Regions from separate parts of the Mus musculus genome. Here region 2 is linked to region 1. Evidence: chromatin loops called from intact Hi-C (ENCODE). Cell type or tissue: heart. All regions are shown on one strand. Links, peaks and the distances in the headings refer to the core of each region. The heading gives the core; the rest is flanking DNA.

Region 1 (8,629 bases), core at 256-8,255:
CTTCCTGAGTGCTGAGATGAAAAACACACACCACTGTATCTGGTTTATAGGGTGCTGAGGACCAGATGTATGGTTTCGTGCATGCTAGGTAAATATTTTATCAACTGAACCATATACCTAGCCCTCAGAATTCATTTTTCTAGCCAGATTAGATAGATTACATTCTCATCAAAACAGCATCTTTAGCCTACTTTATTCTAATGTTATTCCCTGAATGTCATGATGTGTATCTGTGTGTCTGTCTTCCCTTAGGCTTTATGTACCTTGAGAACAGCCAGTCCTCTTGCTGTTGTTTGAGAGCTGATCTCCAGTGCTTAGATGCAGAACAGGTGGCAGGACAGATAAAGAAATGCAGATAGTATGACCTAAGGTCAACAGGTTGCTCCAGGAATGTTCCAATGAGGATAGCTGGGAAAGGTATTGATATCATCCTAGAGTTAAGCTGGCAATACTGTCAAACATCTTTAAGGGGGTTAGACTTCAACTTATTGTGGTTAGGAATAGAAATAGATGGAAATGTACCTTGGGGGCTTATTGGAGATTGGGGAGAGATTTACATATGAAGATGTTTATTGGAGCATTATTTTCACCTGTGAGATTGAAGAGTGTTCAGAAGAAATAGTGATTTACTTGCTTCTTGGGTTTGAGGAAGGGGATCTAAGATGCCTTTAGATATCAAAACGTTTATGGTCCCTTCCAAAAACAAGAAAGAAAGAAAAAGAAAAAAAAAAAAAAGAAAAACGAAAGCACTGTATGAGCTAATTTTCTTCTTGATTTGACATGATAACTGACAAAGTCAACTTAAGAAATGTTCTATTTTGTGTTAAGTCTTAAGATACATAGTGGGCAGACCATAGCAGCAGGAGTCTCGGGCAGCTGGTCACATCTACCACAGATGGGAAGCAGCAAAGAAAGCTGACCCTCAGGATGCTTTCTTATTCAGTCCAACACCCCAGCCTATGCAATGCTGCTTCTCACATTCAGGTTTTTGTCTCTCCTCCTCAGTTAAGCATCCGTGGAAGCACCCTTGCTGACAAACCCAGAGATGTGTTTCCATGGAGATTTTAAAATCTCTACATGTTGACAATAAAAATTAATCATCACAGACATAGCACAATAAACATGAAAAGACGTTCAACTTTAACCAGCCAGTGGGAAAATGCAAATTAAGTCTACATTGAGATTACCTTTCACCACAGTTAAAATGGCAACCATTAAGAAAACTGATAATAACAAAGGTTGGTGAGGATGCAGAGAAAAGAGAACCCATATACACTGCTGGTAGAAGGGTAAATCAGTCTAGACATTATGGAGGTCAGTATGGGAGATCCTCAAAAAAATTAAACTAGGTCTACCCTGTGACCCAGTGGTCCTACTATGTATCTATCAAAGGACTCAAAGTCAGCATGTCACAGAGGTACTGGCATATCCATGCTATTGCCTGCTATTCAGAACAGGTAGCTTGTGGACTCAACCCAGCCACTGATAGAGGGTTGGATAATGAAAACAAGGCATATCGATATAATGGAATTTTATTCAGCCACAAAGAAGAATGAAATCATCTTATTTTTGCAAGAAGTTGAATGGAATTGGAGATTATCATGTCAAATGAATTAAATTAGATGCTTAAAGATACAACTACATGTTTTGTCTCAGTGGATCCTAGCTATTATGAACACTCACAAAATCATAGATACGTGTATGACAGGAAAGTAGAAGTGAAGTGGTCTGAGAGAAGGAGACTCAACAGGAAGAGAAAAATAAAGGTCATGCACATGTGGGTAACGTGGTCCTAGGACACTAAATTTGTATGAAAACACGTGGGTAACGTGGTCAAAGGACACTATCAATGTGTGTGAAAGTATCTATGAAATTCAGTACTGTCCACCAATGAATATACACACATACATATATGTGAAATTCAGTACTGTCCACCAATGAATATACACACATACATATATGCACACACACACACCAGTGATTAAAAAGAGAAATAGGGGCCAGTGAGATGGTTCAACTGGTAAAAGACACTTGCTGCCAAGCCTAGTGACCTGAGTTTGATTCCTAGAATCCATACAGTGAAAGGAGAGAACCTTAAGCAGTCTTGTGACTGTCACACATGTGCATACACATGCACTCGCACACACACTGATTTATTGTAATAAAATTTTCTTTTACAGGGACATGGTATTAACATCTATCCTACTTAGGTTTTATTGTTAACTTATACAATCAAGAGTCACCTGGGAAAAGGGAGTCTCAATTAAGGAGTTGTCTAGATCACATTGGCCTGTGGCCATGTCTGTGGGAGATTGTCTTGACTATTGATTGATGTGGGAGGGCCCAGTCTACTGTGAGAGGTGCCACCCCTGAGAAAGTGGTCCTGGTTGTATGAGAAAGTAGGCTGGGCATGAGCTAGAGGGAGCAAGGCATTAAACAGTGTTTCTCCATGAACTCTTCCAATTCCTGCTGGATTTCCTGCCCTGACTTCCCCAGTGATAGATAGTGACCTGGAAGTGTAAAATTAAAACAAAACAAAACAACAACAACAAAAAAAACAGAACAAAATAACAAAAAACAACTTTTTTCCTGTCCAAATCCTTTTGCTCAGAGTGATTTATCCCAGCAGCAGAGAAACTCACTAAAGCAGCATGTAACCTCTGCACATCTTCTGTGTATTTAAATCTCAAAGTGACTGAGAGCAGCCAATTTAGCATGCATGCCTTGTTTCCATACTGCTGTATTGCTTATGCAATCAGCAAAGGAATATAATTCAGGACAGACACGATTGTTTCTTCAAATATTCTTAGCCTAGCTTGATTGGTTCCACAGAAGGGAACACAAGTCTATGAAGGGCAGGCTGGACTCACAGTGATATGGAATAGCGGCCATTTACTGAGAAATTATCAGATCAGGATTATGTGAGTAAGATGCCAGGTACTGTGAATATATTTTGAAGTAGATTTTTTTAAAATTCAAAATAAGATAAGGTAACCTTGACCAAATAAAATTAATATCCTATACCATTCATTCATTCATTTATTTAATTCAGTTTTTGAGATAGGCTGTCACTGTGTAGCCCAGGCTAACTTGGAACTTATTTTTGAAAACTCATTTTGATGTGTATGTATATATGTATGCATGCATCATGTGTGTATGTATATATGTATGTATGTATGTATGTATGTGTATATCTGTGTTTGTATATACCCAAGTAAATGTGTCTGTGTACCTGTGTGTGCACATATGTAAAGGCCAGAGGTCAACATCAGGTAAAGTTCTTAAGTACTCTTTATTGTTTAATTTTTATCTTATGTGTATGTGTGTGTGTGTGTCTTCAAGTCTGTACATGAAACACATGATGTGTATAGGGATCCTTAGAGACCAGTATTGAGTATCAGATCCCATGGAACTGGTGTTATAGATGGTTGTGAGCCATCTGATGTGAGTGCAAGTAATAGCAGGTTCTCCGCAAGAGCAGCAAGCTCTCTTGACAGCAGAGACATTGCTTCAGCTCTTTGACCATCTATCTATCTATCTATCTATCTATCTATCTATCTATCTATCTATCTATTTCTTTATCTATGCATCATCTAAACCTAGAGCTTTCCAATTGGCTAGACCAGACATTTTCCTTCCTTAGTGAGACCTCTCTGGAAATATCCTCACAGACAAAGAGGAGCCCCAAGGACCCTCCTGTCCCAGTCCTGGGATTATGATAATGCTGGCCTCTGCCCTTATATCTTCCTCTTCCTCCTTTCCATCGCCTCCTATTCCTCTTCCTCCTGCTCCTTTTATTTTTATTTAATGTGGACACAAGGTTCTCATGCTTTCATAACACTCATTTTATCTCCTCAGCTCTGGCCTTAAACCCTTGGTCTTTCTCTGCATCACTGTGAAAATTGTCCCTGGATTATAAAACAATACCAAAGATCTCTTTTTCCTTCTGAGTGTGGACGGCCATAGGTCCTTCTGTACAGCAAGGGTCACAGTCTTCTAGATATAAGTCATTTTGGGTGCCTGGGCTGTGCATGAGGCAATGTCTTCCCTCCGTCCCCAAAGGTCTATGTGTGCAACCCTGTTGGAGAACTTTCACAAACATTTAACCCTGACCTTTACAGATCCACATTAAACAAACTGCTGTGCCCAGCCTTCTTTCTTGCTATTGTTGCCAGAGTCTGAGGTTTCCTCTGGAATCTAATGGAGTCTCACTCATTTCCTGTCCGGGGAGCTTTGGCATCCAGGGTGCAGACCCCTGGAGGCTGTAGAAGCTCTCAGCCCAGGGTCTGCTCTTCTTCTGGGTCTTTTACCCTATGTCAAGATCTCAGGCCCCTCCTGCCCAGTGACCCGAGTCACAAGAACCAATGTCTCTGGTTGGTGGCCATCTGGCCCTGTACCAGCCCTATGGATGGTTTGGCTTCCATTCCTCTCCAGTCCCCACACCCCTCCCTTCTCTGTGGCCCAGGAGGAAACATTTAGCTCCCAGCTGCTTGCAGCCTGGACTGGCTCTTCCAGCCCCTGCTCCGTGTTCTGGGTTCACTTGGAATGGCTCTGCTTTCCATTCCCAGGCCCTGTCCATGTGTTCTGTTTAAGACGGTGGCCCGCTGCCACGTTCTCTTTTGCTACATTTGAAATTATTTTAATTTGAAGTTGATGCAGTGCAGCTAATTCATTTCATTCTGCCAGCCACACAGTGTTCTCTCTCTCTCTCTCTCTCTCTCTCTCTCTCTCTCTCTCTGTGTGTGTGTGTGTGTGTGTGTATGTGTGTGTATCTCTGTGTGTTTATGTCTCTCTGTGTGTGTCTGTGTGTTGAAAGGAAAATTCCTTTCACATGGCCTTTGTCCCCAGAAATCTGAATATCTCTTTGTCTTGGCACTTCTCCCAGTAACACCATTTCATGCCCTTTTCTTTTGGCCTATTCTTAGGATATCAGGGTGGGGGCAGGGGAGTCTGGGTCTCTTATAATTCTGTTTCTCACATTGGCTACAAGAAGAAGGACCAGCCGCCCCCCCCCCCGCCCCCCCCCCCTGCCTTGGGCAGTCCATCCAGTCTTCCCTGGTAAGCACTCAGCTTTCCTTAGTCCCTTCTTCTGCTCCTTTTAGCCACTTTCCCCTAACTATAGGCAGCTGAGATCCCTGGAGAGCAAGCATCTCACCTTCAGGGTCAGCTCTTTGCAATGTGAGGTAGGGGGATAGAATTAGTTAACTCAGCAAGCATGCTGGCTTATGGGTATTCGTCATTCTGCATCATAGTCATTTTAGACACTAACCCTATCATTTTAATGTTTTGTTATTAAAAACTGTAATATTTTAACCCAGGAGAGTTAGTTATTTGAGAACTTTTATCCAAGATACTAGGGAAGGTCTGAGGCGACAGTAAAGTGCTTGCTCTGCAGACAGAAGTTGAGTTCAATCCATAGCAGCCAAATGTGAATAAAAAGCTGGATATGGTAGTGTGTGCTTGTGATCCCAGCACTAGAGAGAGACAAGAAGATCCTTCACACTCTTAGGCCAGTCAGTCTAGTCTAATCAGCAATTCTCACAAAGATTGTCTCAAAAAAAAAGCAAGGCATACAATACAGCACCCGAGGGGTCTTCTGGATCCTCCAAATCTGTCTGCTTCCATCCTGCCATGTGCACACACAAATATGAATGCACATAAAAGTTAGTAGGAAAACTTTTTTTTTTGGTCCTTTCCTTTGTCAGGGCAGCTTGCCTTTACATTTCTCTCACGCATGATGCCACCAGACCCAAGCAACAGTTCCTATGAGCTTGACCCTGATCCTGTCTCCTGGGTAGAATGTATTCTTGCTCTGTTGACCACAGACCCTTTTCTGGTAACACTGATGCTCATCTGAACAGTCTGGAAGATCAAATGAAAACTTAACTGTGGCTGTGGCTTTAATTTCTGAGATAGGGGCTCGAGCACACATTTCTTCCTTGTTCTTTGATTTTAACTGAGGTTTCCCTGAATCTTTGCTCTGGGTAGGGAGAAGCAGCAGAGGGAGCATGAAGGGCTGGGATTCCTTTCTGTGTTGTTTTTATGGATGACCCATTAGCTAACTTTTTTCCCTGACTCGTCCTTAGCTACAGAGTCCTCAAGGTCTCCCATGGTGTTCCCAGTAATTTCCTGGGAATCTCAAACAAGACTGTTGACTTTGTTTATGGTAAAGATGTCCTGATGTTCCAGCTAGGGGTCCTCATCAGGGTTCCTTCTCTCTGCTAAAGAATTCTGTTAAAAAAATTAAAAGGCAATAAAAATCTTGAGCACAACAGGTTACAGCCAGGGATATCATGAACACAGCAAACAGGAACACACAGAATCAGCAGCTGAAGAGAGGGTTTCATCAAGAGTGAGAAAACACACGCATGCAGCAGACACACACAGCACACGTGCGTGCACGAGTACACACACACAGACACACACACAGATACAAACACACACACACACACACACACACACAGAGAGAGAGAGAGAGAGAGAGAGAGAGAGAGAGAGAGAGAGAGAGAGGAGACTGCAAGAAGTAAAGGGGGACACAGGAAGCCAAAGCCCAGCTTCTCTCCTTGAGAACTGGGAGTTTTTTAAAGTCTCTAAAGAGTTTTCTTCCCTAATTTAGGGTTGGTCAGTTTAAAGAAGGACAGGATGGTTGATTAGCCCACAAGAGTTCTGTAAACACGTCCAGACCTGACCTTTAACTTGCTAATCCAACCCACCATCTGTGGAACAAGTAGACAAAAAACTGGGTAGGTTGAGCAGATTAAGAAACCCTGGTAGTTCTCATAATTGAGAATGGTAGGCATTCGAATTTGCTTCCAACCGCAACACCCAACATAAGGACTAGTCATGTAGCATAGAGCCTAGAGTTCTCCGTGCTAATGAGATACCTAGATAACCCACCCAAGAGTTTAGCCAAATAGCTTCCCTTTTCGGACATTCCTTCCTACAAAAGATATTTAATCTCTGGCCCACCCTGAGTAAGCTGTATGCACCATTTTCATCATGAATAAACAGTTTAGACAATCAAGACCTGTCTTTCTCATTTAGAATTGCCGGGGGTGGGGGGGGGGAGCCTTTGTTACTGCCTAAGTCTCCCACAGAAGATCCCTCGGACACTCAGCCCTGAACTAAGCTGGATTCCCCACCACAACCACCCCTGCCCCGGGCTCATCGCTGGCATGCAGAGGTCCGTTCCTAACTCCTCATGGTTCCCAGCCGTGTCCCGGGAGTTTGGAACCCCCTCAGCCTGTTCTGTTTCTCACCTGGGCTGAGGCTCCCCTCTTAGGCTGCCTTCCACCTTTCCTGAGCAGGTGCTGGCGCTCCGGGGGCCTGACAGCACCTTGGTGGAGAGGATGGAGTGTAGCCTAGTACCCTTGCATTTCCGCTGCCCCAGTGGTGTTCACACACACCAGCCAGTGGCGAGGTGGAACACTGAACCACAACCAACAGGGACCCTACCGTCAGGAGAAATAGCCTTCAAGGACTGTGGAGGATAAGGAAGAAACCAACCATCTTGGAAGTTCACCATCTTTATTACCTAGTCATGTGCCCCTTCCCTGTCTATCTGTTTATCATGGAGTCTAACTCCTGCTCCCACACTATCTTCCTGCACCTTTATGATCTAGAGTTTTCCTTTTCAATTGTAATGCAGTCTGGTGCTACTTGGAGCTACCCTGCCATCTCACTTAGGTTCCTTAGAAATCCCCCAGAAGATAGCTCCAAAAACACACCAAAATGTTGTATATGACCAAACCTACACTCATGCCTTTGGATGAGTCTTTCCTTCTGAGTATCTTTCTCACAATCATTGTTTTACGTTTAAACTCAAATATCTTGATCGAATGCCGACTCTGCTTCACACTGGCTATTATTATTAAAGAATCTTGAGATTCTTTCCAGTATTAAAGCTGCAAATCCTAGTTTAGCTTTAGTTGAAGTCCCTGTCTTAGTTAGAGTTGCTGTTGATGTGCTAGAACACCATAACCAAAAGCAATTTGGGAAGGACAGGGCTTATTTAGCTCACATTTCTATATAGCAGTTCATTATCAAAAGCAGTGAGGGCAAGAACTCACACAGGACAGGAATCTGGAGGCAGGAGCTGATAGACCCTAGAGGCTTTCCGTGGCCTGCTTACCTACCTTCTTATAGAACCCAGGACTACCAGCCCATGGATGGCACCACCCATAATGGGCTAGACCCTCCCCCTCCAATCACTAATTTTAAAAATGCTCTACAAGCTTATGGGCAGATAGCCTGGTCTCTTTTTGTTTTTGTTTTTGTTTTTGTTGTTTTCCGAGAGAGGATTGCTTTATGTAGCTCTAGCTATCCTGGAACTTGTTCCACAGACCAGGGTAGCCTCAATCTCATAGGTATTCAACTGCTCTTAAGCACTGAGATCAAAGGTATATGCCACTACCAACTGGCCTGGCAAACCTGCATGCCAATTTTATGGAAGCATTTTCTTAATTTGAAGTTTCCTCTTCTCAGATGATTTCAGTTTGTGTAAAGTTGACATAAAACTGTGCAGCACAGTCCTTAAAAGCACAAGGGAACTCCTCAAACTGATATGGGTGGCAGTAGGGACCTGTGTCTACTGTCTCTGTAAGATCACAGAGGATCCTATCCTGAGTCC
Region 2 (8,629 bases), core at 438-8,437, 84 kb before region 1:
GGTCAAGTTGACATGGGGCTAGAGATGGCACCATAGATGGTGAAGATCAGAATGTTTTCAAGGATGGATAGGAGATTGAGACCTCTGCTCTGTGTTTCCAGGGCCCTATATATCGTATAGGAAATACAAGGTATATATAGTTTAAGGAGAAGATCACTAAATACGAGCTAAGTGAGACTGTAGAGCAGACTTAGTCATTAAAGTGCTTACCATACAAGCATGAGGACCTGGGTTCAAACCCCCTAGAACTCTTGTAAAAATAAACAAACAAAAAACAGACATAAGGTACACAGCTGTAACCCCAATGCTGAGTAGGTGAACACAGTAGGATCCCTGGGTCAGCCAGCTCAGCTTACTTGGTGATGTCTAGGCCTTGTCTAGAAAAATAGAGGCAACAGCCAAAGTTGACAATCACATACACACACAAACACATAGAACAGGTCACCCATACACAGACATGACCCACCCCCTCCACAGACACTCATAAAAAGAATTTTTTTCAATTAGCTAAGCATTTCCAGTCATCTTCACTCTGAGTCTTGACAAAGCAACATAGGGAAGGACATACTGACCTTGCTGGCTGGAACCTTTGGCTCCAGTCAGATTGGTGAGGCTGCTGAAGGCTGTCAGTGAACACCCTGCAATCAGGACTTGGCACAGAGGCTGTGAGTATGAGATTTGTCTCTGACCCTCTGTGAGCCAGTGCCAGATATTAATGAGTCATCTCCTGGGTCCATGCTCAGTATCTGTGGTGAGCATTCCTAGCATTCAACTTTGGTTTCATTCCAGTTATTTCAGACAAGTCCCACTTTGCATGATAGATGTACTCTTTGCTTTCATGAGCTTCAGGTGCGTGGGAAGGAAACCACAGCAAAGAAATCCAGCAGGAAGTTCCTTTCAGAAAGATCCATGTACCACCTTGGATGATGGCTTCTGAAAGCCTGAATCCCTAAGTGTTCTGAGTTCATCCGCTTACTGTTTGCCAAGTCGCTGAAGGGCAGTAACTTGGCAGGTGTTATTTTACAAGTGTAGTTTTACATTTGGCTGTCTCTAGATGAATGAGTCTTTAATTTTCACTGGGCAAGGTCATCATCAGAAAGGTGGATTCTGCATCTGACACTGCTCATTTGGGAAACAACACTGAGAAATGTGCAGTTTCCCTCCTCCTGCAGAGTGTTCTTGCTTGGAGGCAGATCAGGAAGGGAACCGGTTGATTTAGCTATTTGGGTAAAGATACTGCCCATCATTTAAGGGAAATGAGTAAAAGACAAATGTGTAGCCATAAATAGAATGCCTTGACCTGCATAGCTTAGGGATTGATCCTGCTTGGGGCTACAAGGGACTGAAGGAAGGTTAGACACGGACCTATATAGAGAAACTCTGGGATTGGGTGTGCCATGCAACTGATGGGGATGTACCAGTAATCCAGAAACTCAGTCCAATTACCAGAGCTAAAAGGCAGGTTTACTGCATGCAGCAGGGAAGGGGAGAAATGTAGCTAATCTCAGTAAGAGGTCTCTTAGGGGGGCAGTTCCAAGTTACAGTCACTTGGGAGGAGAAAGCTGTAGTTGATAGTTTCTGCGTTCACTGGTTTTAGATAAAAATCAGTCATTCATAACATCTAAATTGGGACAAGAGGAAAACGTTGTTATTCCCTCTGATCCTGACCCAGGGAAGGAAGGCCTTACTAGTCCCATGGGTCTGAGACACTGGGTTCTTGACATGGCCATGCTCATGTTAGCAAAACACATTTATTTACTCAGGACTTCATTGGCTCCCAACATTAGAAACTTTTATAGTTTTTTTTTAACCTTCTGGGTCTACGAATAGATTGAGAAAGAAAGGCATTCTAAATGCCATTAAACTATTTAATATAATTATACACATAATGCTATATATTAATATGTAAATAGATGTACTTATATATGTAGACACACTGTATATATGTATATATATATATATATATATATATGCATACATATATATGGAGAGAGAGAGAATGCAATCCAAAATGGTCTTGAACTCAAAATAATCATTTCTCATCTCCACAAATGCTAGAATTATGGGTGTGTACCACTACATTCAACTACTTACAATATTTATTAATTTTAAAGTAATAGCATTTATTGAACACTTATGAATTTGTCATACTAGGTGTATTTCAAAGAAGGCCTGCTTTATTACCTCTGTTTTGTGTGTACATGTGTGCTGGTGCATAAGTATGTGTGCACATCTGTGTGTGTCTGTGTGTGTATGTGTGTGTATGTGTGTATATCTGTGTATGTTTGTGTTTGTCTGTGTGTGTCTGTGTGTGTTTGTATATGTGTGTGTATCTGTGTGTTAAGGCTAGAAAACAAACTCACATGTCTTTCCTTAGATGCCATCTACCTTTACTGTTGAGACCATCTCATACTGGGATCTGGAGCTTGCTAACAAGGAAAGGTTGTTTGGTGGGTGAGTCCCAGAGATCCCTCTGTTTCCAGATTCCCAGTCTTGTGAATATAATTGTACACTCCACATTCAACATTTTACGTGGGTTTGGAAGACCAATCTCCAGTCTTCAGGCATACAAGACAATCACTTTGCCAATTGAGCTCTCCTTGCCTCTGTACCCCCCCTCTCCACCCCCTCCCCCATCCATGTTGCTTCCGTTTTACAGATAATGAAAGTTAAAGCTATGGGATGGAAAGTGGAAGCTGTGAAACTACCTGACCAAGGAAAGCCACGCACTAAATATGACAGAACCAAAGTCAGAACTGAAACTGAGAACTGCCTGGTGCCAAGGACAAACTGCCTATTCCTATTCACATTTTCTCTCTTGTGTAGAAGACCAGCAGAAGGATGTCTGCAGTTGCTACAGAGCTTTTCCTAAAGCCCAGATCCTCTGACCCTGGTTCTCAAGCTGAGCATTAGATGTGTCCAGCCTTGATACCACATGGCTTGAGCATTTGAAACATGTCTAATTTTGTATGTTTTAATAGGAATTATTTTATTGTGTGTCCAAACAATGAATTTCTGCAGATTTTTCTTTGTGTCCATACAGTTACAACTTATAACAAGTCTCTCTCTCTCTCTCTCTCTCTCTCTCTCTCTCTCTCTCTGTGTGTGTGTGTGTGTGTGTGTGTGTGTGTTAATCAGCTATCCTAACTGCCATCTGAGCAGCAGTACTAAGAGGAATGGCAGGGTTTTGACAAGACAGAAGGGTAGATTCTCTCCCTTCCCCTCCCAACCACCTTTCTAAAATATTGAGATTCATGGCTTTGAATTAAAGAATTATATCATATCAAATCAAGGTGTCATTTGAATGTGAAATACCCTCTGTAGACTCCTATGTTTGAACACTTGATCCTTACCTGATGGTCCAAAGGTTTCTGGTTGTGGCTCCATAGGAGGTATAGCATTCCTAAAGGTATTGAGTCACTGGAGGCAGGCCTTGAGATTTTATGTCTCAGCCTCACATCTTCCTGTCAGTTTAATATAATCACATACCTTACTCCCCTACCCAGTCTTCCCTGCCATGATGGACTGATTTCTTTCTTAAACTGTGAGCCAGAATAAATCATTCTATCCTGCTGTTTCCTGTCAGGTGTTTGGTTACAGCAATGAGATAAACAACTAATACAGCCAGTTAGAGCAGAGGTGTAGTATGGTGCACTGTCTAGTCAAAGTCTTGGTTCTATATATGGAACCAGGTAGTCAATTGTCTGAGAATAGTCTGAAGAGATGGGCCCAGGGAAGGATAGCTTTGGTATAAGCAAAATCCAGGAGAGAGCTGAGGCAGGAGATCTCACTGTCTAACTCAGACATGATAAGGTCAAACAGTGCACTTTGAGTTGAAGTAACGTAAATTTAGGAAGGGAACGGTTTTCTATGAAAAATAATGTTTGTCTTTGTTTTGGTGAATCTTTGCTGTCAGCCTGACTGAATTTTGGGTCACCTGAAAAACAGAACCCTGAGTGTTTCTGTGCCTATGTTTCCAGAGAAGCCGAAAGGAGGAGGGAACAAGCCCTGAATGTGAGTAACACAGCATGAGCTGGAGTTGAATGAATAGGAGGAAGCTAGCTGGGAACCAGCATTCTTCTCTCTTGTATGGATGCAGTGTGGCAGCTGTCTCAGGATCCTGCTGCTGTGCCCTCTCCACCATGATGGACCACACTCTCAAACTCTGAGCCAAAACCCAACCCTTTCTACCTTACACTACTTTTGGTCATAGCAATGGGCAATAGTTACAAACCTTCAGGATATAAAAGGAAGAGGGTCTAAGGTAAGGAGCCTGAAGATGAATCATGTTAATATGTCCTTTAGATCCTCCCCTTGGTCAAGGCTCCTAGTAAAAGCATCATCATCAGACTACATCTATTCCTGGGAGAATTTAAAGCACTTCATTCCCAGGGACAGCAGTAGGCCTCTAGGATGAACTCTGGACTCAACTGCCCTCCTGATGAGCAAGGTGGGAGCACCCCCAGTTATGTTCCACAGCTCTGCCTCCATTTCCAATTCAGCCTATGTTCACACTGCTCAGTACTTAACCTAGAAGGGTAGCAGGCACTTGAGAAAAAGGAATAGGTGACAAGGGTCACAATGTTTGAAAATTGTCCTGATTATGGCTTGATGGGAGTCGGGGTAGCATGAGCTGGGGACCCAGTGTACCCTTGCTTACTTACTAGCATTGGGTAACCATGGCAATCACAGCCTTTGGTCTGAAGGAAAAGGCTTTGTGAGGACAGGGTACAGAAGGGCATGTTTTATCAAGGGAATGGCTTTTTTTAGGATATGGAGGGAAATTATATAACAAGAGAGTTGTGACTCTCAGAGAGTGGGGTGGCAGCCTGCACGCTCTCTCTCCTCTCCTCTCAGACTCCAGTGAGCCTTTTCAGCAGAGTCCAGCAGAGAATGCTCCAGACTCAGAAGAACTTGCTGCAGTTGCTATTGAAGACAGCAGACCCTCCTTGGAGTCTACCTGCTGTTCCAGGCTCGGAAGTGTAAAACAAGATTAATAAAACCCTAATCTCAAGAAAGATAATTATAAACACACACACATATACATACACACACACTTGTTTTGGTCCTTTTTGTTTTTTTGTTTCCTAAGAAGATAAAGCAAATAAACAGCGATTAAAAATATGATTGTGATGGATATCAGTATCTTATGAAAGTAAATAGTATGCTTGCTTTTCTTAAAAGATTTTATTTTTAGTACTCCAGGATGACACTCACTATCTAGCTGAGGATGACTTTGAACTTCTGATCCTCCTGCCTTTACCTCCTTCATGCTGGGATCACAGGTATTTGCCACTATGTGACGTTTACGAAGTGCTGCGGATGAGCCCAGGACTTCATGCACAAGAGGCACTCTACCAAATGAGCAACATCCCTAGCCCAAGCGTTTGCTTCTGTAAAGGTAACTGGTGCTATTGTTGATGCCCTGCTTACATAACAAGCACTGGTTAGTCGGCTGCTAACTTTGAGTTACTGACTTGGGCTGCTGCTGCTGCTGACTTTCACCACAGTGCAATGGAATATGGACCACATATGTGTGCTAAAGCAGAAACCAAACAACAGCTCCTTGGTAATGTCTGAGAATGGGTGAAGAATAACATTGCCAAACCCTGCTGAGGATAATGGCAAGATCAGGTTGATCCCTGACACCTTATTGGCTGCACTGATTTCTAAACCCCATTAAAAATCTGATGGATGTAGGGCATCGAGAAATGATAAAATATGTCGCTCTAGGGGGCTGGAGAGATGGCTCAGCGGTTAAGAGCACTGACTGCTCTTCCGAAGGTTCTGAGTTCAAATCCCAGCAACCACATGGTGGCTTACAACCATCCTTAATGACATCTGACTCCCTCCCCTGGTGTGTCTGAAGACAATGACAGTGTACTTACATATAAAATAAATAATAAAATCTAAAAAAAAAATATGTCGCTCTAATAATTGGTACAAGAGGAAATGCAAAGAGCAAACATTGGGAAATAACTTCTGCCTTCACATGCAGAAACAGAAACACATACTAAAGCAAAGTGGAGGAGCTATTTTATCTGAATTAGCAAAAAAACATAGTATCAAAAAGTCACTGAGAACGGCGTTATTGCTGTATTATTGCTGGCATTATATTATCACTGCCGGGATCCATCTCAACCCTTTTGGGAAAAGCAACTAATGTGACAAACAACAGACAGAGAAACCCAGAGGCTCCATTCTAGAGCCTCTCTCCTGAGAAAATAATTCATAACGCACAAGCATGTAGCCAGGTTTTGTATTGCTTCGCATTATGAATTATTATGAATGTATGAATGAAGAAACAGCAAGATGCAGTCTGCCTGTGGCAATGTATTGCAAAATGTATAGTGTTGGACATTGTACAACAGATTAACATGTGATCACTAAGAAAAGTGAGTGACAAGGAGAAACACGTGATTGAGAATTATAACTGTTAAAATAATACTATGGCTGCCACTATGGAAATCTGAACACAGAGAGGAAGCAAATATGGAGGTAGTTTTGTGGGGAAGATCAGCTTGATTTCCCTGCAATGTATGACCATCATTATGTCTCTGTTTTAATGAAAGAGGATTCACAAATGCAACCTTAAGGTCTCCACCAGATACAATGTGGAGACGCATCCGCTCATAAATTTCAGACATAAATAGTCCCAGGAGTGATGGCTGCACTTCAGGGGATGGGAAATGGCTTTTAAGCCAAGATCTATAACAAGCATGGGGAGTGGTTTCAGGTGGGCTGGAGTAGAAACTGCACACAGAGAAAAGCCATCATTCCTTCCAGGAACCGCATTAGCAGGTCTCTATCACTCAGAGCATCAGACGGCCTCGGGCTTCCCAGAACCACAACATTCGGGTGGAAAAGCATGGAAAACCAAACTAACAGAGCCTGGCTGAAAGGTTTTTAATTAGATTAGAAGGGTCCAGAGTGATCTGGTTTGTGCTTGAAACCTATTCTTTGCCCATTTATTTTCTCACTCAAATACTACCGGTCTTTGTATCTCTGGATTACGTTCAGCCTGGTTTAATTTAACTTGATATTATTTTATTACCTTATTTTATATCATATAAAATGTTGTCCTCTATAAAACTTACAAATGACTTCCTAGGTGTCTGGGAAGGAAGCTGACAGCTCATGTTGCTTATGCTTACCCACATATACCACATATATACTACACAAGTCTTTTTGTTCAAGTTAAGAAAGACAATATATCGGAAAGAGAAGGGAAGCTGGCCCAACTCTTAGGTTGATCCCAAGACTTTCTGAAAGGCAAGAACAGCTGCCTCTAGGACAAGTCAGCCTGGCTTTGTAGAGCTCCAGTGTGCTTGTAAGGACCTCCTACTATGACTCCACATTGCCACAACATACCGAACCTAAATTCTGCTATTTTCTGAAACAGTGGATATTGAAGCCCTCTGGTAGCATTTTATAAGACTTCTGTTCTGGAGAGAGGTTTTCCCAAGTGTTTTTCCCCACCTCCTCTGAGAACCTCAGTTGTTCTGGGTTAATACTCCAAGCCTCCTGCAGGGCTGGTGCCTGGGAGCACAGGTGTGAGGGTCTTGGTAAAGGAAGCCTGCTGTCTCTGAGCTCTGGTATGTTCCTCAACCTGGACCTTTTTCTTTCCAGAGTTTTTCTTTTTCTCCAGTTTCCTTCCTTTTTTGTATTTATTGGCTTATTTTTTTCATACAGTATACTGTGATCATATTTTTCCTTCACTCCTAACTCCTCCCAGGTCCCCCAACCTCCCTATCCATTTAAATTTCTCTCTCTCTCTCTCTCTCTCTCTCTCTCTCTCTCTCTTTCTCTCTCTCTCTCTCTCTCTCTCTCCCTCTCTCCCTCTCTCCCTCTCTCTCCCTCCCTCTCCCTCTCTCTCTCCCTCCCTCCCTCTCTCTCCCTCCCTCCCTCTCTCTCTCCCTCCCTTCCTCTCTCTCCCTCTCTCTCTCTCTCCCTCCCTCCCAAGGAAAGAAAAGAAAAAGGAATGAAAGCAAATAACCAAAGTCAAAAGACAAAAATACCAAAACAAAAGCACACAAAAATCATGGAGTCTATTTTATGTTGGCCAGAGCCACTCCTGAGCAGTATGGCTGACTGACTTTCCTGCTCCCAGCATGTATTGTATTGTAGAGAGCTTCTTGGTAGAGGATTGGTCTTTATACCCACTTCCCCTTTCTTTGCTGGGATTTTTTTCTGGCTTTTGCTGTTTTTAGCCATATAATGGGCACAAAACACACAGGAGTGAACTCATTAGAGGTAATGAAAAATATATTAGAATTGGACTTTAAAATTTCTAATCCTTTCTTCTATACTTTGTCTTCTGACAATCATGTGGAAATCTAGGGAGTTAGAATTCAAAGTATCAGTACTTGGCCTGGGCATGATTCTTCCCACAGAAAAATTGCCTTACTTTGAGGAAGGGCTACTGTAGCATAGTTTCAAAAATGCAAAGATGCAAGGCTTTTTACCTGACACCTTTAATCCCAGGCTGAGACAACAGAAATTACTGTGGGTTAAATACAGTAAGTTCCAGCACAGATAGGCAACTGAGTGAGACTTTGTCTTTAAAAACAATCAGGCAAACAACAACAAAAGCTTAAAAATAAAAATGTATCAGAAGTACAAGACGACC

What was found. Hi-C counts contacts between places; a loop is a spot of excess contacts. Peaks named below come from ENCODE experiments on the same cell type or tissue, not always from the same donor. Only the 100,000 strongest peaks of a DNase experiment are listed, where the experiment ranks them.
Region 2: a loop joins it to region 1, with 5 times the contacts of the local background. A loop is called at or near these places in 2 of 42 quality-filtered maps.

The regions. Positions count from the first base shown.
Region 1 is chr8:128,021,275-128,029,903 of GRCm38, reverse strand. No RefSeq gene overlaps it. Among named protein-coding and RNA genes, the nearest start is that of Gm32590, 220 kb to the right of the region's middle. In heart, for the core only: no CTCF peak of the experiment used is centred there; a DNase peak (open chromatin) is centred at 4,493; H3K27ac peaks cover 1,920 bases.
Region 2 is chr8:128,105,419-128,114,047 of GRCm38, reverse strand. No RefSeq gene overlaps it. Among named protein-coding and RNA genes, the nearest start is that of Mir21c, 170 kb to the left of the region's middle. In heart, for the core only: no CTCF peak of the experiment used is centred there; DNase peaks (open chromatin) are centred at 657 and 4,797; H3K27ac peaks cover 1,293 bases.